3 separate regions of the Homo sapiens genome follow, and all the other regions are linked to region 1. Evidence: chromatin loops called from intact Hi-C (ENCODE). Cell type or tissue: endothelial cell of umbilical vein. All regions are shown on one strand. Links, peaks and the distances in the headings refer to the core of each region. The heading gives the core; the rest is flanking DNA. Region 1 overlaps LINC02204 (long intergenic non-protein coding RNA 2204). Region 2 holds the start of LOC107984791 (a long non-coding RNA gene). Region 3 overlaps UACA (uveal autoantigen with coiled-coil domains and ankyrin repeats).

What was found. Hi-C counts contacts between places; a loop is a spot of excess contacts. Peaks named below come from ENCODE experiments on the same cell type or tissue, not always from the same donor. Only the 100,000 strongest peaks of a DNase experiment are listed, where the experiment ranks them.
Region 2: it touches region 1 in a loop (3-fold over the local background); 3 of 110 quality-filtered maps call a loop at or near these places.
Region 3: a loop joins it to region 1, with 2.8 times the contacts of the local background. A loop is called at or near these places in 9 of 110 quality-filtered maps.

The regions. Positions count from the first base shown.
Region 1 is chr15:70,563,678-70,574,386 of GRCh38, reverse strand. LINC02204 (long intergenic non-protein coding RNA 2204) reads left to right here. Exons shown (of 2, transcript NR_135691.1): 2 at 956-3,429. Among named protein-coding and RNA genes, the nearest start is that of LINC02204, 18 kb to the left of the region's middle. In endothelial cell of umbilical vein, for the core only: a CTCF peak has its summit at 5,054 (motif pointing left); DNase peaks (open chromatin) are centred at 5,046 and 8,146.
Region 2 is chr15:70,644,195-70,654,903 of GRCh38, reverse strand. It overlaps LOC107984791 (a long non-coding RNA gene), which reads left to right and starts at 1,929. Exons shown (of 3, transcript XR_001751595.2): 1 at 1,929-4,371; 2 at 9,332-9,408; 3 at 10,071-10,709. It overlaps UACA (uveal autoantigen with coiled-coil domains and ankyrin repeats), which reads left to right. Exons shown (of 19, transcript NM_018003.4): 19 at 1-350. In endothelial cell of umbilical vein, for the core only: no CTCF peak of the experiment used is centred there; DNase peaks (open chromatin) are centred at 4,133 and 7,293; H3K27ac peaks cover 733 bases.
Region 3 is chr15:70,717,677-70,728,385 of GRCh38, reverse strand. The region is part of intron 1 of UACA (uveal autoantigen with coiled-coil domains and ankyrin repeats); the gene reads left to right. Among named protein-coding and RNA genes, the nearest start is that of UACA, 41 kb to the left of the region's middle. RefSeq lists an enhancer at 9,241-9,742. In endothelial cell of umbilical vein, for the core only: a CTCF peak has its summit at 5,577 (motif pointing right); a DNase peak (open chromatin) is centred at 5,595; H3K27ac peaks cover 347 bases.

The DNA.
Region 1 (10,709 bases), core at 1,524-9,523:
TAAATTACCCAGTCTTGGGTATGTCTTTATCAGCAGCATGAAAATGGACTAATACAAATGGTGTGCACCTGTGGACTGGCAGCCCTACTGGGCAGCGCAGCACCCTTTATCCACACCTGGCACAGGCCGGGCACTCAGTAAGTCATTGTCAAATGAGCAGATGAACCTGTGAAGGGGCTTGGGAAAGGAAGAGGGTAATATTGCTGGAAAATGGTGTGATCAAATTGATTTCTCAGTAATCTCAGCAATTCCTCAGGGGACTTTGTCAGAAGATCAGGCCATGTGAGTATCTGTTGTTCAGCAGGTTGTTTGAGGCCCTGGAGAGAGGAGAGACTCAAATGGAACAAAATCCTGTTTTGGTCCTGAGAACATTTGCACGTTTGCCAGTTCAATCATTTTGGAAAATAGAGATTTGGTTCTGATTCAAGCTTCCACTCAGGCTTTTTTCAAAGGCTGCTTTTGATAATATTTATCAGCATCATGGGGACAGGGGCTGGGCTTGTCTTATTTACTGAGTATTCTAAGCATCTAGCAGGTGCCTGACACACAGGAGATGCACAGTAAATAACTAGTGGTAAATGCAGGGAACTCTTTCCCTTTTCTCTCCCCCTTACCAAGCCAAGCTGAACCATGAGACTCGACAGCTCCTGCACAAAGGCAGGCTTCAGAGCTGTGGCCTTCTTAGAAAATTTCTCGATATAGTTGGTGGAGGCATTGTGGCAGAATTCCCCATTGGGGGCCGGTGATCACAGAGTGCATGGGGCAGGGCACTGTTGTGATTCACATTCTCCCAATCTGTAGCCCAGATCTCTGGAGATGGCTTCTAGGGTTGACGGATTACTATTCTGGGGCAGTGCTCCCTGCTGTGGGTAGTGCTTGGTTTTAGGATACACCCTAAATTAGATGTTTCAAGTTCAATTCCTGCTCAATCCACTGACTTCTCCTTGCTCTGCAGTCCTCCACCATGCCGGAATCCACTTGCATTTCTGGCAAGAAGGTTGTTTACGCTCAAGGTCTACAGGGATGGAAGTGGCACCCAGTGAGAGGGCTCTGCCGATGGAGCTGTGAAGGCGTCGACCTCATTCTGACGGGCTTGTTGAGACTGGTCAGCGCCTGGGCAAGAGGGCAGCTGGGATATGTCTATGCCATGTTTGACCCATGCTATTGTTTTTTCCTCCCTTTTTACTTTCTATCTGTACTCCTCTCCTTCTCTTCCACTCCATTCCCCTGCCCACCTCCACACTGAAAATCGAGGCCTTGGGAGGAGAGGTCAAGGGAGGAAAGAATTCTGGAAAGAATTCTTCCACACTTTATAACAAGGAGCCCAGGCACTAGTATTTTCCTCTTGCCATCGGCGGCCAGCCATAAAAAGGGTTGATCCATGAGTTGTTTCTCCAACTCTTCGAGCAGCTCAGTTCATGGCACTGCTATAGTTTAGACTAACCCGCTCAACATTGTTAGAAACATTTAGAAATGTCTCCCCCTTTGCCGCAATTTCCCTCTCTCTGCCGGTGTCTGCTCTAACAGCTGGAAGAAATTTCTCCTTCATCTGCTATATTCAGCCTTTCACTAAGCGCCATCAATTTTGCCTTTGAAATTTCTTTTGTACTGGTCTCCTTCTCTCCTTTCCACCGCTAATCCCGGGGCCTGTCTCTAGCCCTGTGATTCTGAACTGTTTAAGAACCTCCTGACAGAGCTCCCTGCCTCTGGCTTCTCCACCTTTGATCCATTCTGCACAGCCAAGACAGATTCATTTTTCTCAAGCTCTGTTTGCATCTTAGGAGGCCTCAGCTCAAAACCCCTAGGCTCTCTAATGTCCTTGGCATTGCCCAGACAGCTTTCACAGCTCCCTCTCACTCTACCTTCTTCCCAGATCGTGGCTGCTTTTGCCTCCTGTACTGTTGTAACAAATCACCACGAACTTGGTGGCTTAAAACAACGGAAACTTATTCTCTTACAGTTCTGTGGCCAAAAATCCACACTGAGTCTTATAGGCCTAGATCAAGGTGGCAGCAGGGCTGTGATTCCTTGGGAGGCTCCCAGGGAGAATTCTCTTTCCTGGCCTCTTCCAGCTTCTCAGGGCTGCAGGCATTTCTTGGCTTGTGGCCACATCACTCCAGTCTCTGCCTCAGTGGTCATATTGCCTTTTCTTCTCCCTGTAGTGAAATCTTCCCCTGCTTCCCTCTTATAAGATACTTATAATTACATTAGGAGCCCATCTGGATAATCCAGGGTAATCTCCCCATCTCAGAAGCCTTAACTTAATCACATCTGAAAAATCCCTTTTCCCATGTAAAGTAGTAGTTATAGGCTCCATGAAAGGGATGGGGACATGGATCTTTGGGGGGACCGTTATTCAGCCTCTCATCATGGCCAGCTTAATCCTTCCACTTCCCTACTCGCTACTACAACAAGTATCAGTTGAGTATCTACTATGTGCTAGGCACTGTTTTAGGCAATAGGAATCATAATGACTAATGAGCCTTTTCGGATTCAGTCTCCTGCAGGGTGAACTATCCCTTTCCTGAGCTCTTTACCTCTTAGAGCTTGGTATCATTACATAGCATGATCATCACATACTATGTATGTCTGTGTGTTTGACATGTGGTTCATAGCTGGTGAACGGTGCTCTTCGTTTCTATAGGCAGGTAGGATGGACGTGCTTCGTAGGGCCTTTCTCCGCAAGCCCTGACATACACAGCACAGAGATGGGACAGCCCCCTACTACATCCTGCCAGATGTTGCTGGCTTATTTTAAAATTAGAAACGCCTATACAGTACCATAAACCAGTGATGCCAACTGGTTTATACTCCATAAGTTTGTACTCTTGGAAGTGCTAGGGTTGGTTGCAGCCTAATATTTAGGAAGAGTTTTGAAAGGCACTGTGACTTGTAGCTTCACACCTGTCTTCTTAAAAGCCTGGCCCTTTCCCGATTTCAGGTTGACATGTGCCTCCTGCAGGCACTGACACTGAGGCCTTACCGGTGACTGTTTCCTTATTGGTAAGTGTGTTGCTTTCCTAGGTGGAAACTCTCTGAGGAAAAAGATCACGTTACACGCACACAAGCACACACATACACATCTTTGTAACTCTCTGGCCCCCCATTGGATCTAGCAAAGATAACTTGGATGCTAGATATTTGCATACCAGCCAGTGTTGTCCAGCACTTTCGTTCAACTCTTTGACAACTATCGTCACATTCCTATACTGCTTGTGCTATCATTTGATTAATGTTTGTATTTAATTTGTCTCAACTTTTAGCTTGTGTAAACTTATTTTAAAAGGAAGCATTTGCATCTCTACCATAAATAGAAGACCAGAGTCATTTATCATAAATAAAGCATAACTGTAAAAATAAAGATACTGAAAATGAAATAATGTTATTCCCCTAAGAATTAAACAATAAAATATTGAGTAATAAAATTGAGTTGATTCACAAAATTGAATTCATTCACAAAATGAGATCCTCAGTGAGAAAAATGAGCAGCCAGTAATAAAAAATATTAAGCTTGATGTCACTTGATTGGAGATGATAATGGGTTTCTATGTCAATTAAATTATAATGTTTGTTAGTTTTGATGGTAGCCAGCCCTGAGAATTCCATAGTTAGGAAGGGCACCTCACCATTACCCAGATGGTAAATTTTAAAAAGTTAAAATGCCGGCCGGGTGCGGTGGCTCACACCTGTAATCCCAGTACTTTGGGAGGCCAAGGTGGGCAGATCACAAGGTCAAGAGATTGAGACCATCCTGGCCAACATGGTGAAACACTGTCTCTACTAAAAATACAAAAATTAGCTGGGCATGGTGGCACACACTTGTAGTCCCAGCTACTCGGGAGGCTGAGGCAGGAGAATCACTTGAACCTGGGAGGTGGAGGTTGCAGTGAGCCAAGATTGTGCCACTGAACTCCAGCCTGGCCACAGAGCAAAACTCTGTCTCAAAAAAAAAAAAAAAAAGTTAAAATGCTTTAGTGCATATTTTTGGTACATTTGAAAGAACATATGTATTCATCACTTATGTAAAATTATGAACTATAATTATTTTATTTTATGTTTTTTGAGGTGGAGTCTCCCTCTATTGCTCAGGCTGTAGTGCGATGGTGCGAACTTGGCTCACTGCAGCCTCCACCTCCTGGGTTCAAAGATTCTCTTTCCTCAGCTTCCAGAGTAGCTGGGACTACAGGCACGTCCCACCATGTCTGACTAATTTTTGTACTTTTAGTGGAGATGGGGTTTCACCATGTTGCTCAGGCTCATCTTGAACTCCTGACCTCAGGTGATCCACCTACCTTGGCCTCCCAAAGTGCTGGGATTATAGGTGTGAGTCACCATGCCCGGCCTGAACTATAATTATAAAGTCAACTTGTGAACTCACTGCCCACCTTAAGAACATTACTAATAACTGTGTGCTCCTCTCTGATCTCAGCCCATGGCTCCCTCCCTTCCTCAGATAAGAGTTACTCTGAATTCCCTTGCATTTAAAAATAACCACCTATGACGTTCTTAAACAGCATATTGTTTAGGTTTGCTTAATAAAAATGCTGTCATACTGTTAGTATCCTCTAGGAGACTAGATAAATAAATTACGGTCTACGTTGTACACAGCAGATGTTATTCCAGGTGAAAATGAACACATCAGACTGCACGTGACAGCTTGGATGGATCTGTGTGAGGCCAGAAGCTGGTCTCCAATGCTCATTCTGCTCAGGCCAACGGCTTTCACCTCTGCCTCAGGAAATGGAATTTAAAAGGTGGATGAAATTAAAAGGGCTCTCCTTCCTCCACCTTTAACCCCAGTTACTTCTTGTTCAGAGAGTCACCATAGCTGCCTGAGACTGATCTCCTTGGAAAGGCCTGCTTTGAAAGGTTGGCCCTTGGCTGGCATCTGGGAACTTGGATTTCAGGAGGGTTTCCACCATTCCCTAATAAGAATGGCTCACTGTGCCTAAGCTGTCCCAACAATATGCTTTATGTGGAACAGCGCTGTCCTTCTGAGAGTCTGGAATTGCGGTATGTGCTGGACATAGGGGTGCCTATGTAACCAGCTCCCCCTCTAGTGGCAACAGAAACCCTGGGCACAGAGTCTTTAATGAGCTTCCTTGGTAGACATTTGACATGTGTTCTCACTACTCCTTGCTAGAAGAATTAAGCTTGTCTTGTGCAACTCCCTGGGAGAGGATTCTTGGAAACTTATTCCTGGTTTCCTCTAGACTTTGCCCCAAGGGCCTTTCTCTTTGGGGATTTGGCGCTGTATCTTTTTGGTATAATAAATCATAGCCATGAGTGTGACTCTTTGCTGAGTCTCCTGAGTCCTCCAAAGAAATGTCAAACCTAGGTGTGGTCTTGGGGACCCCAACCCTCCTCTGAACCCTCTGTTTTTCCACACCACTGGGAGCCACTGAATAGAGGAGCTTGTGCTTTGCACTTTATACTTTAGAGGCCCCTGCATATCACACACACACACACACACACACACACACACACACACACACACACACACACACACACACTAAAGAACGCATGGCTGCCTCGACACTTAGAATCTGAAGCTCAATGCTAGCCCAGCACAACCTGCAACTCTAAGGACCAGCTCTCATGACTATGACCATTCAGACCCCAGGGAAACCCTTCCGCACATTTCTTGCCTTGGGTCCTGGAAAACTGCATCAAACACCATGAAGGCTGTGTGTTGTTCACTCCAACAGCCTCAGAGACACTGCTTCGGAGAACAGGGAGAATTTGAGCAGAAGTGCTTGGGTAAGAGAAAAGGCAAATTAATGAGTTTGTCAAATCCTTCCTCTCAGCTTGAATGCAATAGATTCTTGTATAACAAATTATTGTTTCCCAGTAGTGCCAAACATTCATTTTCTTGCTTCTCTGCATGTTCTAATTCCTGGTTCTGGAGATAAGAATGAACACAGAATTCACAACACTTGCATATGGATGCTGAGGCATATTTTGCAATAATCAATGATTCGTATTACTCTTAAATTACTATGTATGCAGCTCAAGACGTGACGTGTAAAGTGTAACATTGGCAAACATATATTGAATACTAGAATTGTAAATTTTTATTTGTATAAAAATATTTAATATCTAATTTTAAATGTTTGTTTCAGCTTTAAGTACCTTTGGTTAAAAATATTCATATCCATTAATTATGATTTATATTTTGCTTTTTATAGCAATTTAGAATATTTTAGAAGAAAAATAACTTGCTGAAATCATATTTGAAAAATATTCAATTTGTACATAACTTTAAGATATTTAAAAAATAAAAGTATAATCACAGTTTATTCTCTTTGAATACAGTTATACTTTATTTTTAAATCTTTGACAATTATTATCAATGGAACAAAGTTTTGTAAGGATTAATGTACTTGAAGACTTTGCTAAAATGAAGGCAAAAAGTGTATATTAATATGAAATAATATATGGATTATGTCTCTATTTTATTACTCATCCAAATATCAACAGCCCATCCATCAATGGGCTGCACAGACATGTACAATAATTGAATCCATCTTTGATATTGCTAAGACTTTCAGTCGTATCTAAAAACCACAACTTTATTCATCCTTTAAAATTGTTATGAAGGTATTTGTGGGTCAAGGTAGCAGCAGAACATCATGTGTTATGAGATGGCAGCCTGAGTGGTAACTCACACATGTAGACACATGGTATGTGGTCCCCATTTGTCAATTTCCCTGGCCCCTGCCAATGTTTGGGCTGTTTGGGCAGGCCTGCGTACTCTCTTCATTTTTTTTTTTTTTTTTAGATGGAGTCTCTTCTCTATAGCCCAGGCTAGAGTGCAATGGCGCGATCTCGGCTCACTGCAACCTCCACCTCCAGGGTTCAAGCGATTCTCCTGCCTCAGCCTCCCAGGTAGCTGGGATTACAGGCGTATGACCCCATGTCCGGCTAATTTTTTGTATCTTTAGTAGAGACAGGGTTTCACTTTGTTGGCCAGGCTGGTCTCGAACTCCTGACCTCATGATCTGCCCACCTTGGCCTCCCAAAGCGTTGGGATTATAGGCATGAGCCACCGTGCCCGGCCCTCTCATCTTTACGCATAGCCAGAGAAGGATGTGGTTCTTGGCATGGCAGAAGGCCTTGGAGCAGGATGCCGGGCAACTGTGCAGACCAGGCCACGGCTGCCTTGTATACGTGTCACTGGAGCGAAGGCCACGCCGAGGCCAAGGAAGGGAGAAGTCCTGGGAGTCACCCCAAGGTCTTTGTGAGAGGCCCAGGGAAGCTTCCTCATGCACATTCTAAGGTCCCCCAGCAGCACAGGGCCCTGCCCACCACACTCACAAACATGGATCCTGTGGAACACGCTGCAGTGTGAGGCTTGGGTGAGAGGATTGCAATTTTAGCTCTGCCACTTTCTTCCAAAGTCACTCTGAACGAATCCACTTGACCTCTCGGATCTTGTTTCTACATATGTCAAATGGGAATCCTAATTCTCATTTTCCAGGGCTGTTGTGCAAACTGGGGATATGTATTTAAAGTATATCACATGGCCCCTGGGATGTGGCTTAATACCTGCTAACCAATAATCTAGCACAGGGAAACTGAGAAAATATGTTAAATGAGAAGCTATGGTCATCCTGGCAGTTAGTAGCAGAAAGAGCCCAGGCATTTGGAGGCCCAGTCTGATGTTCTTTACCTTTCCAAGCCCTGGAAACCCACATGTGCTCTGCCACCCATTTGCTCTCCCACCCAGCCCCGGGTTCGAGGTGGTGGCTGTCCTCTGAGCTGCGAGGTGTCCAGGTCCGAGCACCAGCTCACTTTCCTCAGGATCTAGCTCTGAGGATTTACAGCCAGGCTGGGCGCCCACTGGAGGTCCCCTTACCTGTAAGTTATTCCACCGGTAATTAGATTTCTTTCTGTTGTGGGAAGCCAGCATGTGTAAATCCACAGAAACCTGTGACCAGATGATATAAGGGTCACCTGAGCCTCCGTGCTGCCTAAAATGCATCTTCCAGGAAAATGATTTCTCTGGGCACATAAGTTACTGCGTTCCCAGGACAACTGTAGCTCAGGCTCTGACCATTCCCGTAATGCTGTGTTCAAGTGATGTAGTGTTCACAGCTCTCTCGGCAGCCCTCTTGCTCCCCTGCTGTCTGAGTGGAGGAGCCTCCAACACTGGCTGTCGCTGGATACAATAAATGGAAAGGGAGGAAGGACGGGGGAGGGAACTGCTTCCTCGGCAGCCCACCTTCCTGCCCAGGCTAGACCGACTCAAGTTCAGAGAGCCTTAGTCCTATAGGGGAGCCACTTGGAGTCTAGAGACACTTTGAGCTATGGCAGAAATCACTATCTACATGCAAAAGGATAAAATCGGGCATCTACCTTGTAATGTGCACAATAGGAAGTCCCAGATAAATTAAAGAACTGCACATTAAAATTATTAACAAACTGTATATGTGTGTGTGTGTGTGTGTGTGTTTTGGGAGGGTAGTGGTGGGGAAAAGGACTTTCTTTTTTTTTTTTTTGAGACGGAGTTTTGCTCTTGTTGCCCAGGCTGGAGTGCAATGGTGTGATCTCAGCTCACTGCAACCTCTGCTTCTCAGGTTCAAGCAATTCTCCTGCTCAGCCTCCTGAGTAGCTGGGATTACAGGCGCCTGCCACCACGCCCTGCTAATTTTTGGTATTTATAGTAGAGACGGAGTTTCACCATGTTGGCCAGGCTGGTCTCGAACTCCTGACCTCAGGTGATCCACCCGCCTCGGCCTCCCGAAGTGCTGGGATTACAGGTGTGAGCCACTGCGCCCGACCAGGCCTTTCTTAATCTAACACCAAACCCAGAAACCACAATAGAAAAGTTTGGCAGATTGGACCACCTAAAAAGAAAAAAACCCAAACTGTATTGTCAAAGGTACCTTAAATAAATCAAAACATAAATTACAGTCTGGGAGAAAGTATTTGCTACATATTCTAGCAGGAAAACTGTGAATGTCCACACTATAGAATGTATTCCTTCAAATTGATCAGAAACAGCAAAAATGGACAAGTGGGCAACACACACACATACACACACACACACACACGTTATATACAACCACTTCATTAAAGAGGAAACAATTACAAGATAGCCTCACTAATGCCTAAAGAAATGTAAATGAAAACAGCAATGCAGCATTAGTTTTTGCTTGTCCAGTTAAAAAGAACTGGTGAGAATGAAGAAATGAACACAACACACACACACTGCTGGTAAAGTGCCACACACCTTCGAAGGGAAATTTAGTAAAAGACGTATCAACCTAAAATGTGCTTACTGAATAATCTGGCGGTCTCTCCTCCAGAAATTTACCCTCCAAAAATTGTAGCATAAATGTATAAAGATATATGTCCAAGGATATTCACTGTATTACTGCTTATTTTAAGAGCCAAGTTTCTAAAAGTTTAAATTTCCATCAAAGAACATGGGTCAGATAAATTAAGGAATATCTAGGCAATGAAATTCTAGTCTCTGAAAGAAATGAGGTAGACTTGTGTAGTAAGAGCTGTTTTCCGAGCATTTGTCTTGTGCTGGGCACTGATGTGAGTGTTTTATATATGTCACCTCATTTAACCCTCTCAACAACTTTATGAAGTAGGCAATGTTGTCATCCACATGATGCACAAGAGGCCCAGAAAGGTTATTAGCCTGCACGAGGTCACACAGCTGTGAGAAGTCAGAGCTGGCATTAGAATGAGGCAGTGGGTTTCCTGAGGCACCCACTTGGAAAGGGTCACAGATAAAGTTTAAATGTTAAGTGATAAAACAGCAAATTGCAGCAAGATGTAGCATAACTGCATTTTGGTTAAAATATATGTGAATGTATATAACCTATATTATTTATATATATGTCTACATTATCAAAAAAATAAAAAGATTAATTTGGTGGTGATGACTGGAGGGGAAGTGGGAATAGATTAGTTTCTTCCAAAAAAGTAGTGAGATTTAAAAAAGAAAACGGCCTTCTCAGTCCTTTGTTTTTATTTATTTTTCATTATCGATTGACTTGAATAAAATAGAAAATGACCCCATCTGGTGATAAGAATACATCCTTGAAAAATAACACCCAGTTTATGCCAGAAACAAAAATCTCAGTTTGGAAGCAGAGCTGAGTTACTATATAGTGGTAGATAAATCACCAAGGCTGCAGTGAGCTATGATCATGCCACTGTACCCTAGCCTGGTCAACAGAGTGAGACCCTGACTCAAACAACAAGAACAACAACAAAATGCGTGATTGAAAAAGTGGCCTATTGCCTCTGTAGACAATGTGGAAGGGGCTGATGGGGTGGACTGGCCATCTTGTCGATTCTAGGAAGCTTCTGCCTCCCATGCCATCCATGCTGCATTTGCTTCTCTCCTGGTTTTCTTCCCAGTATCCTGTTTCCATGACATCCTGCTCCAATCCTCCAAACCCAGAGAGCAACCCTGGTCAGGGATGGGGAGTCACCATACAATTGAAGTGCCCTGACTTGATTAGGGGATGACATAGGAGGCAAGTCCAGGGTGGAGATCCTGGTCCATTTGCTGGTGGCCACGAGATCTATAGCCGCTTGACACACAGGGATGCTCCGGGCATGGCAGGCACCTGGGGCTCTGTGGACTGTCTGGCGCATGCTGCTGGAAGCTCAGAGTAGTTCAGCACAACCTGGCCACAGAGGTAAGTGCTGAAGCTGGAAGGCAGTGGCCACGCCACAGTGGG
Region 2 (10,709 bases), core at 903-8,902, 81 kb before region 1:
AATTGCGTTTACAACACTGAAGACCAAAGCTTTTTAATTAGTAAACAAGCGGAACATAGATAATGGACAATGCTGGCCACTGCCATTCTGTGTTCAGAAAGACTATGAGACCTGAACATATGGCCAAGAGGAAAGAAGAGTGACGTTGTCTAAGATGTAATGAGTGCTCTCTGAGAGAATCACTCAATTCCTATTGGAGTGCAATCCTTACTTGAGAACTTTATTACTCTTGTTCTGTGTAGTTTTTTTTTTTTGTCACTTCCCCATCAGAAAAGCATATTCTTTTTGATAGAGGGTCAGTGTTATAAATAATTGTCTTTTGAAATAAAATCAAATATTCATGCATTGAACATCTTAAATCTTTAATATTATGGTGACTATAATCACTTAACTGTATCAGCATTGTTCTAGAATTCCAGATGAATTTAGCTTTGTCTTTTTTATGGCTTTTTAGTTGAACCTTTTCTCTTGACCCTAACCAAATTTTATAGTTTACAATTTTCTACTCTTCTTATAAATGCATTGGCTCATTGCTGCTTTAAAAATCTTGTAGCTTTAGAACATGAGCATTTTTTTTCTCCAGTGTTATCAGCTTTCCTCTGACAAGGAAGGACCTAAAAACTATTCTCACACATGTGCTTGTTACCCTACCTGAATGTTCATGTCTTTGACCGACTCGTTTCAAAGTAAAAAAGGGAAGAGTTTCTAGTTAATTTTTGGTGTTCATGGTGACTAGATACATCAGTGCCTGCTTGCAGGAGTGCCAGACCCTAGCAGTGGTTACAAGCTTCTTTTGACATCTGCTTCACCATGGTAGAAGACAGTTACTTCTTATTGCCTCTGTTTTCATCACTGGATTCTGCAACCTTGCGATCTTTTTTCTTGTTGGTTCTGTGCACCAAAGTAATGGTAGCTCCTCTGGCACCAAAATACGGGTTGAAAGAGAATGCCTGTGATGAACATGAAAGATGTGGCTGACCTAGATCTTACCCTTGGCCCCTAAGTTTTATGAATAAGTTCAGAGGGAGGATAAAAAGCACTGGAGAAGTAAAGGCAGAATTTGCACCATAAAATAGATTGTGCACAAAATACGAAATGAAAATTAGTATAGACATTTCAACTGTCATTTCATTCAGTGTTGTTCCCCGCTAAACTGGAAACTGAACCTGAGACTGTTGCTGGAAATTCAGTTCTTTCCCGTGTTTTGATCTTAGCTATTTGAAACAGGACTCTTTAGACCAGCCTCTCCAGGTAAATATTAACCTGCTTCTTAGCATGGTTTCTGATTATTACTGAATATATTGACCTTTGGGCTCAAGTGAGTAATGAATGTACAGATTTTTTTTTTTTTTTTTTTTTTTTTAAAGATCAAGCTGTATCAGCGATGGCATTCCAACAAGACTCCCTGGGCAGTGAGGGTGCTTGTGTTCAGTGTAATTGGGCATGTGACATCACTTATATATTAGAGGCATTTTCATTATTTATGCCTGCATGAACAAACATTGATGATGAATTAATTCAACCAAAAAGAGAAGGTTACAAAAATGTCATATGTAAATGAAAAAGAGCAAGACTGGTGAGGGTTGCTTCTCCAGTTCATATATATATATATATTTCAGTCTAATTTATATGTATATATATTCCATTCAGTAAAATAATGGAAGAGACATCAATAAAAACAATGCCCCTTATAATTGATATTTGGCATCAAATTGTACTTAATAGGCCTTTTTTTTTTTTTTTTTTTTTTTTTTTTTTTTTTTGAGGAGTTTCACTCTTGTTGCGTAGGCTGGCGCAGTTCGGACTCGTCTCACCGCAACCTCCGCCTCCGGGGTTCAAGTGATTCTCCTGCCTCAGCCTCCCGAGTAGCTGGGATTACAGGCATGCACCACCATGCCTGGCTAATTTTGTATTTTTAGTAGAGATGGGGGTTTCACTATCTTGGTCAGGCTGGTTTTGTACTCCTGACCTCAGGTGATCCACCCACCTCAGCCTCCCAGAGTGCTGAGATTACAGGCATCAGTCACCACGCCCGGCCTGACTTATATTTTAAGCAAGTTCGCAGTTTTTTTCGAGATAGCAGTCCTGGGAATATTCTGAATTCTGGAAAGAGTTTAGAGAGGTTATTGCCTTCTTAATAATTTAGAGCGTCTATTGCTCTGCCAAGTCAGAAGATTAACATTTAATAGAAAAAAATTATATATCTATAATTCAGTCACAGCTATTAGATCAGATGGATTTTGCATTAAGTGAAAAAGATGTTGAGCATTTAAGGACCATTAAACTACAGGACTCTATTGGGTTTTAAGGCCTCGAAGCCAGGGTCCTGCTGCGAAGAGTATTTATTTTACATATACAGAACCCATTAAGGATGGGAAAGGGGCACACATTTTAAAAGAAAATAGGCCATGAAAAAGTGTGATTTTCCACATTGTGAACAGCTACCAAACAGATTCAGTCTTACAATAATTAGTTTTATGCATCATTAAGTAGCTTGCTTACTGGCTAGAAGAATATGGTGAATCCCACTTTAAAAGTGGTACCTGCAGGAAATCCAAGTAGGTACATGTCCTTTGTTGATATTTCACTTAGAGAAACTGTGTTTCTAGTAGTTTCCAGGATTCTTAAGGTTGCTATATATTGTTAGGAATTTAAGTTTGGAAATGCCTTCTTCAGTGGTCCTTAAGGACCATGAAAACAAAGACCCAGAGAGGAATTCTAGTGTTTACTTTTTCTAGCAATGCTCAAATTATCAATGAGAGAGTGGAATTTGACCCTTGAGAAGAATCACTTGCCTATTGGAAGAAAGTCTGCACCATTCTCTTTATTAAGTGCTTATCACAATGCCATTGTTGGAAGTAACCAATATCTTAATGTAAGTTTTTCTTACTATTTACACCATGCCTCCTGCCCCATTCCTACCTCCAAAAAGGGGAAGAGTTCTAGGAGTATAAAAGCAAATAGACTCAGGGAGGATGTGAGAATGGAGTTAATATAATTTGTAACTTTTTCCCCCTACAATGTCCAAACAAATTTGGTGATTTTCTTTCTTGCTATTCTAGGCTTTTTTAAATTGCCTCTGACTAAAGTGGCACCTTATGGGCTGCTTCAGAAATTTTCTTCAGGATTTAAAAATGAAGCCGATTCATATTCAGAGTCTTCCTGCTGAAAATCTGTTAAGCCAAAATAAAAATGACTGCTACTTAAATTTTTTTTCCTCTTTGTTGTTGCTGCAAACATTGTCTCAGTTACAGGAGTTGCAAGATCTCATTTATGCTTTGTACAAATGGAGAGACGAACCATCCCAGGACTACCAATACAAGTCCTAAGGATTAAAGTGTATCTGCCTCAATCAGATAAATGTGAGCTGCACTACTGAGTGTGGAGGCTTTTTTTTTAAGTGAATTGTTCCAGTTGGCCTTAATCCCTAAGCAATATAGCTCCTTTAAAACCATCTTTATTCATTCACACCAATTGACACTTAAAATCCCCCAGCCACTGTTCATCTAAGTCTAAATATAGCTGTTAGAGTCAAATGTGTCTTAAGAGGATTTTCAATCTGATTATCCAAAATACTATTTATTGTCAATGTTTTTGGTGTGCCATGGCCAATCTTATTATTATAATGTCCATAGCATTTAACGGCGGCAGAGCCTAAAATATATCACAGCAATTGGGATAACCTGAAGGAGGGCTTTTCTCCAGCTCCGCGCTGTCGTTCTGGCACAGCTTGTTGTGTGGTTATGAACATCAGAAAGAATTCCTTAATAAGCTCTTGCTCTCCTTCCAGACCCTTTTGGGCAATCTCGCCCTCCATGTTCTCTAAGTAGAGAGCAGTTACCAGGACAACAGAGAATTTGAGGAAGATTTAATTGTGATTTGATGTCTAACCAGAATAAGGAGCTAGTGCCTTGAATTTATATTCTAGGTTTCCAAGCAAATGTCAATATGCATATTTATTATTTTTGCCCTTCCTCATTATAAAAAGGATTTTAAGATGGCTGACTTTTTTTTTCTTAATATGGGAGAGGAGAATGGGGATGATAAATACTAAAAGGATAGGAAAAACAAGCAGCAGCTTGTTATGCAGGAAATATGCCATTTAACATTGTAATATCCTGCTTTTCTGGGGCTGACCTCAGTTTGACTCTCAACTTCCTAGTGGCCAATGTAATGATGAAAACATCACATATGTGAGGCACGGTGTCAGGCAGAACACAGTTATTCCTGGTTCTGAAATTGGCGTGGTGTTCTCCATGGGGCCAGCACATCAATTGGTATACATCTCAAGCTGGAGTACGCAGTGCCTCAGGGCACATGCCGTGGGATAAAAATGGCACATTTCCTAAAGTGCTTCCATCGGACTTAATGGTAAGAAAGCTATTTTTAGTAACATTTTTATTTTGGAATAATTTGTAGTCCATGAGATGACTGACCCAGGGTAATAGTCCACATTTTGAGTCCATAAGGAAAAATCCGTGTTTTTTTTTTTTTCTTGCCTTATTCTTGGGTCACAGATGTTTCAAACAAATTTCTTAAGTAGATATCTGTATCTGTTGTTTTTGGTTGGTTGGTTGGTTTTTTGCCTGCCTTTTATTTATTTTTCATTTTCTGTGTCACTCCCTTCTGGCCTTCTATGCACATGACAAAAATTCTTTGCCTGGCCAAACTTTAGTCAAGCTATTCAACCTTCTCCTAGGCCCATCTGTGCACTTCCTTGTACAACCCAGTTTTAGCAAAGAACCCTACCAAGTCAGTTTAGCAAGAGCCCTCACCCTTGATAGCTGATCACTCTTGACATCTGATCCGATTCCTCATACTCCACCTTCCACAGGTGATGTCTGATCACCCCATCTGTCTTCAGTAAGAATCCTGTGGGTTAGTTTAGCCTTACTCCTGATGTTGTCTTGTAGAAATTTCCCATCCAGTGACCACCCCTCCAACCATGCTCCTTGGCTATAAATGTCCACTTGCCCATGCTATATTCAGAGTCAATCCCAGTCTCTCTCCACTTTTGCAAACTCTGTTGCAGTGGTCCCTATCCTAACACGATGGTCCTGAATAAAACCTTCTTAATGTGCTTTCACAAATGTCACTGAATAATTTTTTCATTAACATGCTCACCATACCGTAAGTCCCCCATTTTTGTACCCTCTTACCTAGGCCCTAAGTGCATGTGCTCTTGTTTTCTTTCCTCTCGCTCACTTCCTTCAAAGATAGGAATTGGTATAGCTTTGAGGCAGGAATTAAAAATCAGTGTGACTAAATTAATTCACACTGGCTGTAAGTTATTGATAACCCACTGTACACTATTTTTGAAAAGCATGTTTAACCCCCAATAATGTATTAATTGGCAGATAATCTTAGGAAAAACAATAAAATGAAGGGAAATGATTCATATTTTAGGGGGAGAGGAAGATGATTTTCAACAAGTAGAGGCATCATCTCTACCTGAATTATGCTCAACCCCTTCACAGTTCTCCCTGAACTGTTACTGCTTTCCTTAGAGTGCTCCATTTCTCTGTATTTTTATAAACATCTTTTTCTAAAAGTGTAGTGTGTAGTGGACGTTTACTGTTCTCTTGACCACGCAGCATACGAACCACCTTTCTACCTCTTGGGAATTCTCTGCCTTATGAGTCTTGATAAGATGTGGAGACATCTGCTCACTATAGAGGCTGAAAATGCCAAACGATTGCTTTTCCCTGACAGAGGTGGTATTGGGGTGCAGGCACATGACCCAGGCCAGCACTTTCTGCCAAATGTGCCCTCAACTTTGACTAGGGGACTAAGCAACGGTAAGAGGCAAGGGTGATATTCGTCTTTCTGGCAGCAACGACAGTTGGGGTTACTGCACGATCAGGTTCCTAGTGCAGAGATGGAGGTGGTCAAAAGATGAACATCTCATGCTTGGTGGAACAGCTGTTTTCTCACCGATAGGCTTTGGAGTATAATTTGGAAACTTGTTTCTGTCTGCTCAGGCCTAAGCCTGATTTTCTACCTTCTCTATAGATAGCCAGTACATTTTAAATAAATCCCTGCCTGCTTAAAACAGCCAGATTGATTTCTATTGCTTATAATTAAGAACCTGGGCTGATAAATTTTCCTTCTAATTTCCAAAGCATAGTCAATTTAGAAAATTTCAGAAAATACAGATAGGAAAAAGGCAAAAATAATTCACTCCAAGCCTACAGATAATCACTGTTTGTGCTTTGATGTTATCTTTTCCAATATGTTGGATGCATCTATTCCAAGGAAGAGTTTTCTGAGGAAGAATAATGGGGCATTGGCTGGGCGTGGTGGCTCATGCCTGTAATCCCAGCACTTTGGGATGCCAAGGTGGGTGGATCACCTGAGGTCAGGAGTTCGAGACCAGCCTGGCCAACATGGTGAAACCTTGTCTGTACTAAAAATACAAAAATTAGCCAAGTATGGTGGCACACACCTGTAATCCCAGCTACTTGAGAGGCTGAGGCAGGAGAATCGCTTGAACCTGGGAGTGGAGGTTGCAGTGAGCTGAGGTTGCGCCACTGCACTCCAGCCTGGGCGACAGAGCGAGACTCTGTCTCAAAAAATAATAATGGAGCAGAATTTTGGGGCCACTTCCATCTTTGTCCAGGGCATCAAATAAATAGGCTTCCAATCCTTGTTTTAAGAGTCTGGGCTTAAGAGTGCTTAATTGAATTGGACTATGTGGGCAAGAGAGGAAGAATGATGGCTTTTAACCTTTGTAGCTAATTTAAGAATTACCTGTAAAACAATGTTAACTCTTTGTCATATAGACTGCAATTTTTCCCCTGATTTTTTTCACTTGTCATTTAACTGTTTTTCTCTCATTCAGAAATTTGAAATTTGTATACAGTTAAATTTATCAGTCTATGGTTTCTGACATTAGTGTTACACCTTAAACATTCTTTCCCAACATATTTTATCTAGTGCTTGTATGATATTGTTTATATTTAAACACATAATCCACTTGGAGTTTGTTTTATGCTATTGTGTGAGGGATAGATTCAGTTTAATTATTCTCCAAATTGCTATACAGTTTGTTGAATTCAGTTATCTTTTTTTTTTTTTAATTCAGTGCTCTCTGTCTTCTCCACTGACTTGTGATGCCACCTGGAGCACATATCAAATTCCTATATATATCTGGGGCTATTTTTTGACTCTTCATTCTGTTCCATTAGTCTACCTATCTTTTACCTCTATTCCAAAATCCATACTCTCACAAGTTCCAAATATTTCTGCAATTGCTCTTGAGAAAACAAAAGGCAATCTTGGATAAATAGGCATGAATTTGGGAAGCCTGCCAGTTGGAGATTGCCGTGTGGGCAGAGAATAAAATGTTCTGGTTAAAACACAGAATTCTGTTAAATAAGAAACTGTGTTGAAGAAATGTACTTTGAGAATTCACAAGGACTGTCAAGACCTTATAGTATCTCAGGATCATCAACAACATCACAACACTGATTATCATTATGCAATGGATGTGCTGATGGGCTCATGAACGGAGCCCAAACAGGATACTGGGTTAAATAGAGTTGACCGTGTTTTTCTTCTTGGATGCTGGGAGTGAAGTGAGTGTTGGAGTTTTTGGAGACAGATGACAAGCCCATCCATTTGCTACATAGATTACCACATCCACACCAAGCTAATGAATGAAATTTGTGCATTAGAACTATTACAGAATGGTAACTAAGACAATGATAACAGTTGGTCAGTAATTGACAGAGCCATCTCCCAGAGGAGCAAACACATTCTTTCTATCCTACTGGGCTCCAAATGGCTTCCTGGCAGGGGAGCCAAGTGGACCCACTGAAGTGGGATTTCTACAGCACACTACAGAACACCGCTGCTTATGCTCGGGTCTTAGAAGAATCATTTGAGAGTCTCCCATATTGGCAGGATTACTTGCACTGGAGGAAAGCCAGTGAAAACCCATACATGCACTGATCAATGAAGTAGCTAGCCATTTGTACTGTGGTGCTTCCCCCACTGATTCCCAGCGAGGACCTTTTTTATTCCAGCCAAGCTGGGACAATATCCCAGCATCATTGCCCTCATAGTACTGGGCTCTCCTGCCTCCTTGCTTTGCCCATCTTATTCACACCACTTGAAATAATCTCTTGCTCCATTTCTTCCTATTGTAATTTACCTAATTCTTCAAGGGACAACCCAAATCCTCCTTCCATTAAGCCTTTCAGAAATTCCCTTTTACAAACCTTTTTCTTTCATTCTGAACTCAATGAAGTTCATGAAACATTTCTTGAGCACTTGCAATATATCAGAAAGGCACCATCTTAGTTGTTGGGGAGTATATTCATTTCCTATGAGCACTTTAAACAAATTACCATAAATTTAGTGGCCTAAAATGAAAGAAATGTAGTATCTCACACTTCTGGAGGCCAAAAGTCAGGAATCAGTTTCACTAGGTCAAAGTGTCAGCAGGGTTGCACTTCCTCTAGAGGCTCTGGGGAAGACCCATTCCTTGCCTCTCAGCTTCTGGTAGCATCTGGCATTCCTTGGCTTGTGCATGTGTCACTCCAACCTCTGTCTCCATGGTCACACTATCTCATTGCCTTCTCCTCTCTTGTCTGTAGTCACATTCCACTCTGTCTCCCTCTTATATGAATACGTGCTTGCATTTAGGAGGGTCCACTTGGATAATCCAGGATAATCACTCCATCTCAAAACTCTTAATTTAATCCCACTTGCAAAGTCCTTTTTTGCCATACAGGGTGACATTCACAAGTTCTAGGGATTAAGGCATGGATAACATCTTTGGGAAGCCATTATCGAATCTGCCACAGAGAATAAAGATATAGTTATCTGTCCTATCATCTATAAAATTTTTACGTGTAAGTTACTAAACCAAATTATATGCTACAGTGAAGTAAGAGTGGTCTTAGAACATTTTGAATCTCTCCAGTGGTGGCTTTCCCAGCCAAGTCTTCTGCTTGAATAAGTGGATATGTTAATAAAATGGTAAATGAAAATGATCTAGAGAAAAAAAGATGAGTGAAAAAATAAATGTACTTCAAAAATATATTTACCTTCACATACTACATGAACTGATTTATATGCATTCTCAAAATGACAAAATTATGGCAATGGAGAACAGATTGGTGGGTGCCAGGTGATGTAGTCTGGGTCTGTGTCCCCACCCAAATCTCATCTTGAATTGTAATCCTCATGTGTGGAGGGAGGGAAGTGATTGAATTATGGGGGCAGTTTCTCCATGCTGTTCTCATGATAGTGAGTGAGTTCTCATGAGATCTGATGGTTTTATAAAGCAGTTTTCCTTGCTCTTACACACTCTCTCTCTTACCAGCTGCCACGTAAGACACGCCTGCTTTTCCTTCCGCCATGATTATAAGTTTCCTGAGGCTTCCCCAGCCATGCAGAACTGTAAGTCAATTAGCCCTCTTTCCTTTAAAAATTACCCAGTCCTGGGTATTTCTTTATAGTGGTCTGAGAATGGACTAATACACGGGGGGTGAAGGGAGTGGGTACGATATGAAGAGATAGCAGGAAAGATCTTTGTGGGGATGGAATAGTTGTGTATCTTGATTACAGGGTGCCTCCAGGGTTACAGGAATCTACATATGTGAGAACATGACCTAGAACTACACATATACATATTGCACCAGTGTCAATTTCTTGATTTTGATTATTTATGTAAAATGTAACCATTTAGTGAAACTGGGTAAAGGGCACACTAAACTTCTCTGTAATATCTTGAAAACTTTTGGTGACTATTTCAAAATAAAAAAAAAATGGTGAAAGTAATTTACCTTGTTCTTCAGAAAAATAAACAATGACTTACAGAAATATGTATAAGACAAAAGTAATTATGTTAGGCAATTGAGGATTAAGATAAAGCTAAGTGTAAAGTCCTCATACCATAACCAAACTTGGCCTACAAAGTCAGGTCTGAGCTTCCTAAGGCCAAAGAAAAACATGAGTCTTTTGGGGTTTCTGTTTGCCCCAAGCTACCTCTTTAATCCAGAGTACAGCACCTTTAGGACTTGAGTGAATAAAAGAGCACTTTCTATTGTTTTGTGTTACAGTAAAACACTGAACAGTGGCCCAGGTCAGTCCTTTCTCTTCTGCATTTGGCTCTGGACATATTCAAGAGCTTGGTGGGCTCATTATGCACCGGCTATGATGATGGTCAGTGGGAAACGCCAGCGCCTGTAGTGGAAAAACTAGCCTGGAAGAATTTCCTAGGTACAAGGCTTATCAGGATCCATCAAAATAGAACTGCGTGGAAGAGGAAGAGAATGCATTGTGGGGAGAAATTAACATTAAATCAAGTAAGACATGTCTTTTAGAGATTAGTGGGCTCACTGGAAGTTGAGACTTTCTGCAGAAATTTCTTCTTACTGGACAGTGTGTGTGTAGATTAGATAATCCAGGACATATTTAATGATGGAGAATTTATAAAGTTTTGTGAAATGTACAAATGTAAACAAGACTTGAGTTTGGCTCCTAGGTATACTCCTAATTATTGGTGTGACCTTGTATAACTAACTTAACCTCAGTACCTAGACCTGAGTGAAAAGAGAGATGCTTTGATTATCACAAAACTGCTTCTTAGCACAAGAGTTTTATGAGGTTCTATTCCTGGTGTGATTGTTGAGCTTGTCGTGGCATTTGGACCAACCATGTTCTTCTTGTTTTCACTGAATTAGGAATTTTGAAGTTGC
Region 3 (10,709 bases), core at 1,623-9,622, 150 kb before region 1:
CTCCATGTTGGTCAGGCTGGTCTCGAACTCTCGATCTCAGGTGATCTGCCTGCCTTGGCCTCCCAAAGTGCTGGGATTACAGGCGTGAGCCGCTGCGCCTGGCCTCTTCTATGATTTTTATAGTTTTAGATCTTACATTTAAGTCTTTAATCCATCTTGAGTTCATTTTTGTATATGGTGAAAGGTAGGGGTCTAGTTTCATTCTTCTACATATGGCTAGCCAGTTATCCCAGTAGTATTTAATGAATAGGAAGTCCTTTCCCTGTTGCTTATTTTTGTCAGCCTTGTCAAAGATCAGATGTTTATAGGAGTGTGGCTTTATTTCTGGGTTCTATCTTCTGTTCCCCATTAGTCTGTGTGTCTGTTTTTGTACCAGTATCAATGCTGTTTTGGTTAGTTTGGTTAGTGTTATGCACCAGGTTATTTTGATGAAAACGGTTTGTCTACTACACTTTGAGCTGCTCTGTGAAGAGCCTTAGGTGGTTCAGGGAAAGAATATAGGCAGTGAAGAGGCCCTACTTTCAAACAGAGCCACCCTTCTTTCTTTCTTCATTTCAAGGCTTTTAAGAAAATTTTTAAAATTAGAAAGGTTTGAAAACCACTGATTACTGGCTATATTAAGTAGAAGTTCTAGAACAGTTTAAGATATTTAGTAATTAATACATTAAACATCACTGCCTTATGTTTATTTGGTGTTTTTAGTTTTTGAGAACAGTTTCACAATTATTTTAATTTTAACCAATTAAACCTGAACGAGACAAATAAAAAGTTTAATAGGAATTGAAATATTTCTACAATGATGAGGCATTTTATATAATTTATAAATAGGTTGTTAATGTAAACGTATCTACTCCATGGACAGTAAAGTTAATAAAAATGTCTATTTAAAATAGAACCAATCAATTTTAAAGTGCTTCTTATTTTTTATGCAGTATGCAGTATCAAGTAATTTTAAAGTGAACTATTTTTGCTTTTTGATTATCTATTTTCTGGTTATACAGCAATTTTTAATTTAATAAAATGAGAAAAAAGTTATAGGATATTGTGGTTTATTAAATAATATTTTTGTGATTTTTGGAAACATGCATTAATTATAAATTTTTCTGTCATAGATTACTTTCTCTTCTCCCCAAAATATGCCAGGGAAGAGGAATGGGCGGAAGGAGGTTTTCCTTTTTATATACCCTTCTTTATACTGTTGGATCTTTTTAAAAGCTGCGATTATGTATTCCTTATATAATCTAAAAAGCATTAAATTTAACCCTTAAGAAAAAGCTGCATATTTTTCTAACCTTCTTATACTACAGCCTTATACTTAAAATGAAAGGAATTTAGAGTTTAAGATGAAGGCAAAAAAGAATGTTTCCAGCTGATAGTGAGAGTGGAAGAGCATGTGGATTAGAGCTCTGAGCAGCGTGCATGGCTGAGCACTGGCCACATCACCACTCATCCTCTGCTTGAGATTCCCAGAACAGAATTGACTCCCAGGCCACCCTCTAGCTCCTGACTTTATAGGGCTCAGCTCAGTTGTGGTTCCCATTATTTCCTGTGAGATTTCCTTTGTGATTCTTTGTATAACTTTGTGATAAATCACAAATAAATTGGACAGGTACTTGTTCCTTCCAAATAAAGGAGGCTGAACAGAACAATATTTATTGTAGAAAATTTAGAAGGTACCGAACATATAAAGAAAAAATGTCTTCTCTAATACCACATCCCATAGCTGTTAATTTTTCGGCTATTCCCTTTCATTAGTATTCTGAGTGTTTATTTCTTAACATGTGATCTTAAAACCTTTTCAGGATGCTGAGCTTTGTGATCTTATTTCTATTTCAGAAGAAAAAGTAAAGCCAAATGAAATGAAAATAAGTGGAGAAAGTCGTGAATACATATTTTTAAGATCTGTATTTTAGAGAGATTTAGTTTTATACACGAATAGCAAAGAATATGCTTCTAATTCTAAGCTAATGAGAAAATCAGTGCTGTTTACATTTTTTTTTAAACAATTTCCTCCATGCTGCTCAGATATACATCTTGTAAAAGTTTGAGAAGTTTTGTTGGGGAAGAGCCAATCCTTTGTTGCCAGGTGAAGGCCTTTTGTCATCTTGGTAAATTTACCTTATGCTTATTTAAGCAGAAACTCAATCTTGATTGGATTTGGGGGTGCTGAGTTACCCTGAAAGTTCACTGATGTATTAAATCATTTTATTAATGTATAATGAGAACTAAATAGCTGGTTTAGGGGCTGGATACTTCCATCCAGTCACTTCCTGTAGGAAAGCAAGTTTGTTGGAAGCTTGCTTAGAGAAGATGCAAGCAGAACAGTGGGAATGAATAAGATTCAGATGTTTAAAGTCATCCCATTTTTATTTATTTATTTATTTGGATACATTATATTTGTATATATTTATGGGGTACCTGTGAAATTTTGCTACATTCATGGAGTGGGTAATGATCAAGTCAGGATATTTAGGGCATCCATCACCTCAGTGTTTATCATTTCTATGTGTTGGGTACATTTCAGGTTCTTTCTTCTAGCAAAGTTATCTTGATGACTTGGTGTCGCCTTCATCTTCCTTGGATTGTTTCTGCATGGCCAGTGCCAGAATTCTTGAAAACCTTCCTTCTTAATATACCTCTGCTTTCACTCAGGTACATTTGTATCCCCACTCTTGGTTTTTATTTTTTGGTTCAATGATAACATAGGAAACATATTATTAATAAGATCACAGTTCTATCTGCCTTCCTAGAGACTGGAGAATTAAGAGATCCACCATGAGAGGTCCTCCTTAAGGTTAGAAGGACACTGTGAAAGTTGAAAGATTTTCTTTTCAGACAGGGAGAAGGGAAGTTTTCCTAAAGTATTGGCTACTTCCTTTCACAACCATTGATGGCAAATGTTCCCTTTGACAATTAAAATGACTATGCTTTTCTTATATTACTGAGTAGTGCCATATCCTAAGGAACCTGGGAGGTCTGTGGACATTCTTGGTCAGAGGAAAGAGTGCTAAGCTTGATTTATCCATATTCACCATGGGAGGGAGGGCACATATAGTACCAATATTTACTTTTCCTGGACAAGATGATCCTCAAGGATTTTATTCTATTATAAATATGAGCTATATTTTAAACTCTATTTTCCTTTAACCTAACAGGGGAAGAAATTAATTTTTAGATTTTTTATATCATTATGCAGCTTTTGGGGAAAAATAATTGCTGTTTTGGAGTCATAGGATTTACCAAAAATCTATCAGATAAATCTATCAAATATTCCATCAAACGAAGATTTTTTTTTTTTTGAGATCTTGCTGTGTTGCCCAGGCTAGAGTGCAGCAGCATGGTGATGGCTCACTGCAGCCTTAACCTCCTTTGCTTAAGTGATCCTCCCAACTTAGCCTCTGGTGTAGCTAGGACTACAAGGTGCTTGCCACCATACCTGGCTAGTTAAATTTTTTTTTTTTTTTTTGTAGAGACAGAGTCTTGCTATGTTGCTGAGGCTGGTCTCAAACTTCTGGGCAAGAGTATTGCAAACTTTGTAACTTTCTTTGGTTGGGGATTTCTAGATATCTTTTTTTTTCTGGCTTGGTGCAGATGAATAGAGAACAAAGCCATTTGGGATGAAAATTTACTATGTGCTTGGGGATGCCTACTATATAGAGAAAGAGTTTAATCTATAAAAAGGTCACACTCTTTGAGGCAATTATAAGTGTGCCTTGGTTTAAAATAGTTCAGTGCATACCTTCCAAGGAAGCCATGAAGCACACCTTTTAGCGAGTGATTGTTAGCTGTACTAGTTCATTCACCAGTTTTCCTTGAAAAGTAAAACTGTGTAGTACAGTTAAAAACACTCCATTTTCAGACACATTTTCAGTTAGATATTTGCTACAGAAAGCAAACCACATATGTACTAAAATTTGAAAAAAAATTAAAACTGAGATGTTTAAAGGACTATCATTATATATTTAGGTTCTGTGCTCTTAAAGTTTCTTCTCTGAAGGGTGTAACTTTTTCTGTGAGTATGGGTTAAATATATTTCTGAGTATTATTTTCTATCAGCCTTTATGAACACTAGATAGCCTGAGAAGAAATATGGAGCATAGTATTTGGAATATTATTTTACATTTCCATGACCATCTTTTATGTGAAGTAGGTTTAGAAAGAATTCTTTAATTGCAGTATTTGTTAATTTCAGTTTATTCAGTTGCTCAACAGATACTTAAGTGCCTACTCTATGTAGACAAATAGAGTGCTAAGCTCGAACATGTACTCCTTGCTCTTGAGAAATTTGTAGACAGAAAAGTGGGGGGAGACAGGATTAGAAAGCTAACACACTTAAAATATAAAGCTACAGCTCTATGTAATAAGTGTACGAAGTAGAGATATACCAGAATATATAACAGGGAGGGCCTGACAAAATCTGGGGAGTCAGAGGAAGTTTCTTTGAAAAAGTTCAAGGCCAGGCGTGGTGGCTCACGCCTGTAATCCCAGCACTTTGGGAGGCCGAGGCGGGTGGATCATGAGGTCAGGAGATCGAGACCATCCTGGCCAACATGATGAAACCCCGTCTCTACTAAAAATACAAAAAATTAGCCGGGTGTGGTGGCAGGCACCTGTAGTCCCAGCTACCCGGGAGGCTGAGGCAGGAGAATGGCGTGAACCTGGGAGGCGGAACTTGCAGTGAGCCGAGATCACGCCACTGGACTCCAGCCTGGGCGACAGAGCGAGACTCCGTCTCAAAAAAAAAAAAAAAAGGAAAAAGTTGAGATGAGATCTGAAAAATGAGTTAGGATTAAGAAGCACAAAGGGAGTAGCACTGTACCTTGGTACTCTGTGAGGGAACTTGGTAATTTTGAAGAACTTCGCTATGAAAAGAGATTGGAGGCTAGAGGGAGAGTACCCATTTCAAGATTATACTTTAGAGGTAAGGAGGGGTGAGACCATGGAGGATCTTAGACGTCATTAAGGACTTTGGTCTTAAGAACAGTAAGTCTATTATAAGAGTATCCCTGAGTAGCTGGGACTACCGATGTGTACCACCACGCCTGGCTAATTTTTTGTGAAGACAAAGTCTACTGTGTTGCCCAGGCTGGTCTCAAATGCCTGAGCTCCAGCGACCCTCCATTCTAGGCCTTCCAAAGTTTAGGATTACAGGCGTGAGCCGCTGCACCTGCTGTTTACTGTTTTTCTGTGTCAGTACTGTGGAGCATTTTCAGAGTACACATATATTAACCCTAACTCTAATAACAAATGAAGTGGTTTTTATTAGCATTATTTTTAAAATGAGGAAACTGACGCTCAGGGGGACTAAGTAACTTGATCAAGGTAAACTAGCAAACAAATGTAAAGTCAGGAACTCTGTCCAGGTTTTTCTGATGTCAAATCCCTGTTGGTTAATAGAAATTCACTCAAAAATTGTCCATTTTTTTCTTTCTGGACAAATTCTATATTCAGATAGGTTCTTAAAGATGTTTTTAGTAATGATAAGTTAGTGCTTCTGAGTGGTGCCACCTTAATTTTTTTCAAACTGAATTGAAGAAAAAAATAGCTTCTCTTAGTTGCCACCAGAGGGAGCCAGAAAGATTGAGATTTTAATGAGCTTTGAAATGCTCAGTCAGGAATATTCATCAGTAAGCAATTCCAGTGAACTCATATTAAGAATATTCCTTAAAGTGGAATATGTGTATAGTATGTTCTCATTTTGACTTAAAAGTTTAATGTATGTCTAGATATTGAAAAGAAGTTTGAAAAGACGTATAACAAAAAATAAAGTTACTGTTTTAATGGTGGTTTTGCAGGCCAGATCCCAGCACTTTGGGAGGCCAGGAGGATTGCTTGAGCTCAGTAGTTCAGGACCAGTCTGGGCCACATAGCAAGACCTCTTCTTTACTAAAAATAAAAAAATTAGCTCAGTGTGGTGGCACATGTCTGTAGTCCCAGCTACTCAGGAGGCTGAGGTGAGAGGCTCATTTGAGCCTAGGTGATCGAGGCCATGATGAGCTACTGTGGTGCCATAGCACTCCAGACTGGGCAACACAGTGAGATCCTGTCTCAAAAAAAAAAAAAAGTGATTTTGCTAGATTGTCTTTTCCCTCTTTCTTCCCTCTTGCCTTCCTTTCCTCTTTTTTTGAGTTTGTATTAGTATTATTTTTCTACTATATGTTATTGTATAATAAAAATGACATTTATAGTAAATATAAGGAGTTTGAAGGCCGTTAAGGGGTTTATAAAGTGTTTAAAATGCCCAAACTGCATCACCCATCATTTGAATGCATTATTAATTTGCCTGGGAAATATTTTTCATATCGAAAAGGCCATCCCTTATCTGAGTTTTCAGAATTCTGAATTAGTATAGTCTAAATTTAAGAGAACTTACTGAATAGAGATACAGAATGTTTTTAAATAGGATTCAGACTTAGAACTGAGTTCATGGAATCACCTTTCTTTTGCATCTAATGGGCAAATGGTATAAAATCAGGTAACCACTTTAATTGAATGTTTACCAGATAATCTGTACCCTTGTTTTTTGACAGCATGGTATAGAAAAAATTTAAAGTTTAGAATTAGATAATCTCAGGTTTGAGTTTTAACTATTCCTTGGTAACTGTGTAATGTTGGCAGGTGACTGAACTTACTCTAAGTTTCTTTTCTTTTTATGAAGATGGTAATAAAAGCCTGTGTTGATTATAGTTGAGGACTGTGCAAAGCGCTGGGTTAATAAAAGTTTATTAGGGTTGCAACTGTAATTTTTTTTTTTTTTTTAAGATGGAGTCTCGCTCTGTTGCCCAGGCTGGAGTGCAGTGGCGTGATCTCGGCTCACTGCAAGCTCTGCCTCCTGGGTTCACGCCATTCTCCTGCCTCAGCCTCCCGAGTAGCTGGAACTACAGGCTCCCGCCACCACACCCGGCTAATTTTTTTGTATTTTTCAGTAGAGACGGGGTTTCACCGTGTTAGCCAGGATGGTCTCGATCTCCTGACCTTGTGATCCGCCCACCTCGGCCTCCCAGAGTGCTGGGATTACAGGCGTGAGCCACCGCGCCCATCCGCAACTGTAGTTTTATATTTTGCCACCCATCACATCCAACAACCAAACTGAACTGATTTATCCTTTAAAGAATCTATATTTACCCACACCCATAGCCATTCTAGAAACAGAATGGGAATGGGTGTTCTTTACCTCACTAACTGTACTCATTTTGCCACCTAAGGCATCTCACACTATATTCAACTACCAGAATTATACTTGTATGTAACGCCATTCCTCCCCCTTTAACCTTTTGTTTCATTTGATTTCTGTATTAATCAACTTCACTGCAGAAACAATCTCCAAATCTTGGTGGTTTGTCAGCATTATGGCACATGTAGGCTTTGGGCTGACTGTGCAAGTGGCTGCACTCCACATTTTCATCCTAAGATCCAGAATGATGGAGCATCCTCTGTCTCTACCTGCCATTTTCATGGTAGTGAGCAGAATTCAGGGCTGGCTGTAACTTGTGATACTGTTAAATCTTCTGCTCAGGAGTGGAGTACTTCATGACTGCCAAAGCATGTCACATGGTCAGGTGCAGAGTCAGTGAGGTGCAGGGGCGCATATTCTTCAAAGACAGGGCTGGTAAATACCAAACAGTAATATAATCTACCACAGTTTGTCCTCTTGATCACAAATATTGACTTACTTTGCTTCGGCATACAAAATATATTTATCTCTTCCTCAAGGAAAATACTCTAAGAATTTCCTTCAATAACATTAGTCTTGAAGTCTAAACCTCTTTAGGATTTCTACGTCTTTTATCTATGTAGATTTTCTTGATCCAGAGATCAATGAACTAAAATACCAGTTCTGCCATCCATCTCTCCCAGTAGTGGAACAGAGACAGGATATCCACAATAAACATTCCTGTTAAGAAAGGGGAAGAATGGGTGGGGCATGGTGGCTCATGCCTGTAGTAGCACTTTGGGAGGCTGAGGTGGGAAGATCACTTGAGCCCAGGAGTTTGAGGCTGCAGTTAGTCATGATCATACAACTGCACTCCAGCTTGGGCAACAAAGCAAGACACTGTGTATTAGTCCATTCACACATTGCTATAAAGAAATACCAGAGAATGGGTAATTTATAAAGAAAAGAGGTTTAATTGGCTCACTGTTCTGCAGGCTGGACAGGAAACATAGTGGCATTTGCTTCTGGAGAGGCCTCAGTAAACTACAATCAGGGCAGAAGGTGAAGGGGAAGCAGGCATATCTTACATGGCTGGAGCAGGAGGAAGAGAAAGAGGGGAGGTGCTGCATGCTTTAAACAACCAGATCTCATGAGAACAGCACCAAAGGGAGAAATCTGCCTCCATGATCCAGTCACCTCTCACCAGGCTGACCTCCAACATTGGGGATTACAATTCAACATGAGATTTGGGTGGGGACGCTGATCCAAACCATATCACCCTGTATCTCAAACAATTTATAAATAAATAAGGGGGAAGAAAGGAAGCACATAACAATTGTGGGTCCTTAGCAATGAAAATCTTACTGGATAAATGTAGGAAGGGTAACTTTTCTTGGCCCTAGGGGATTTTCCTCGATTATTCACCCAGTTTGTTGTTTTCCATGATTCTTGGGTGGGTACTCTGTAAGGTGTTTCCTTTAATATATCATTCTTGTCTACTTTTGAATGGAGTATTGGAGGATATGCTCTTCTTGGTCAGGGAGTGTTATAAGGGTTGAACACCTTTCTCAACCCACTTCTTGCCTATAGAAAATCGAGGGCCCAAAGGTAATCTAGAAGAATAATGTTTCCTTAATTCAAACAGAATGATGTTTTGGTGGTTGTATTTTTTCTTTTTATCTATTTGATTTCAGTCAGAGCCATGTGCCAGTAGCTACATCCTCAACTCGTTGAGATGTGCATTTTATTTTGGTTTTCAGTACAGGTATCTTGAGCTTATTGAGCTTCCGTGGGTCCACATTCTTAGTCTGCCTGTCGGGGGAATCCCCCACCAAGCCATTTTGTTCCACTGAGTGGATTTACTGGGGGCAGCATTAATTCAAAGGTCTTAGACACTATGATGGCTACACTTATGATTTGGTCTTTGCCCTGGGTTTATGTCATAATTGGCCTTTGTAAACCCTTTTTACTTGTTGGAAATGGGAAATAGTTGGGAGTTTCTACCTTGCAAGTCCAGGAATTTCAGGTTCTCTCTTTTTTTATCCTTACTTGCACATAGGCCCCTTTTCTGAGCCTCTTCTCTTCTCTTCTCTTCTGTTCTCTTCTCTTCTCCTTCTCCTTCTCTTCATCTTCTCTTTCTCTTTCTTCCTTCCTCCCTCTTTCCTTCCTCCCTTCTTTCTACCCTTCCTTCCTCCCTTCCTTCCTCCTTCCTATGACTGGGGGATTCCTTTTTCCTTTAATGAGCTAATCTAATGGTACTTTATTAAATCTACTTAATGACAACTAAAGTTCAGCTTTTATAATCTTTTTGCCAAGTTATTCAATTTTTTATGTGACAGTTTTATTTACCACCACTTTATGTGGGTTGCTATTTTTCCATTCTCCAGTAACAGTTTTCTTGCTTTCTGCCACCTGGTTTCAAAGCCTATATCACATATTTTAAAATTATTTTTGGTGGTAGCTGTTGTTAAGGTAGCACCCCACTTTTGGTACCAAATTTTGCAGTGTTCAGCCATGTTATAGTAATTACCTCCAAATTTAAGTGGCTTCTCAAGATAACAAACTTATATTTCCCACTAACTTTATATTATAGACCGTGATTCAACTTCAGTTCTGCCCTGACCTGTGGCTCTGCTCCAGACTTTTTCTCATTTGGGAACCAAGGCTGAAGGAACAGGCCTCGTAAGATATGTGCCAGTCTCTTCACAAAGTACTACAGCAAGAAGGCTGGCTGTAACTCAGATTGCTGCTTAAAGCTTTTGGTAACATGCATTGTACCTCACTTCTATTCACATTCTATTGGCCAAACATATCACATGGCTGATCCCCAAAGCAATAACCTAGGGATGTCAACTCCTAACACACACACACACACACACACACACACACACACACACACACACACACATTCTCTCTCTCTCTCCCTCTCCCTCTCTCCCTTCCTCTCTCCCTCTCTCCCCCTCCTCCCCCTCCCTCCCCCCCGTTCCTCTGTCTCTCTCTCTCACCTTGTAAGGAAGCAGGAGAATAAATAATTTCAAATAGTAATACAATATATCATAACTTTCTGTTGATGTACCAAAAAATCAGAGTATATCCCTTTTTAAATGTAAGGATATACTAACCTAGTATGTAAATCAGGGTTATCCAGAGAAATAAAACTAATAGGATATATATGTGTGTGTGTGTGTGTGTGTGTGTGTGTGTATAAAGAAATTTATTTTAAGGAATTGGCTGATGTGATTATGGTACTGGCAAATCTGAAATTTGTAGAGCAGGCAGGGAAGTCAGGCAGGATTTTCATGTTACAGTCTTGAGGTAGAATTGCTTCTTCTCTGGGAATCCTGTTTTTGCCCTTAAGCCCTTTAAGGGATTGAGGCCTATCTACATTATAGAGGGTAATCTCAACTGATTATAGATGTTAATCACATCTACAAAATACCTTCACAGTTACATCTGTGCTTGTATCTGTCCAAACAGCTGGGCACCATAGCAGAACCAAACTGACACAAAATTTAACCATCACATATACATTGTGCAATTTTGCAGATAGTAAAAT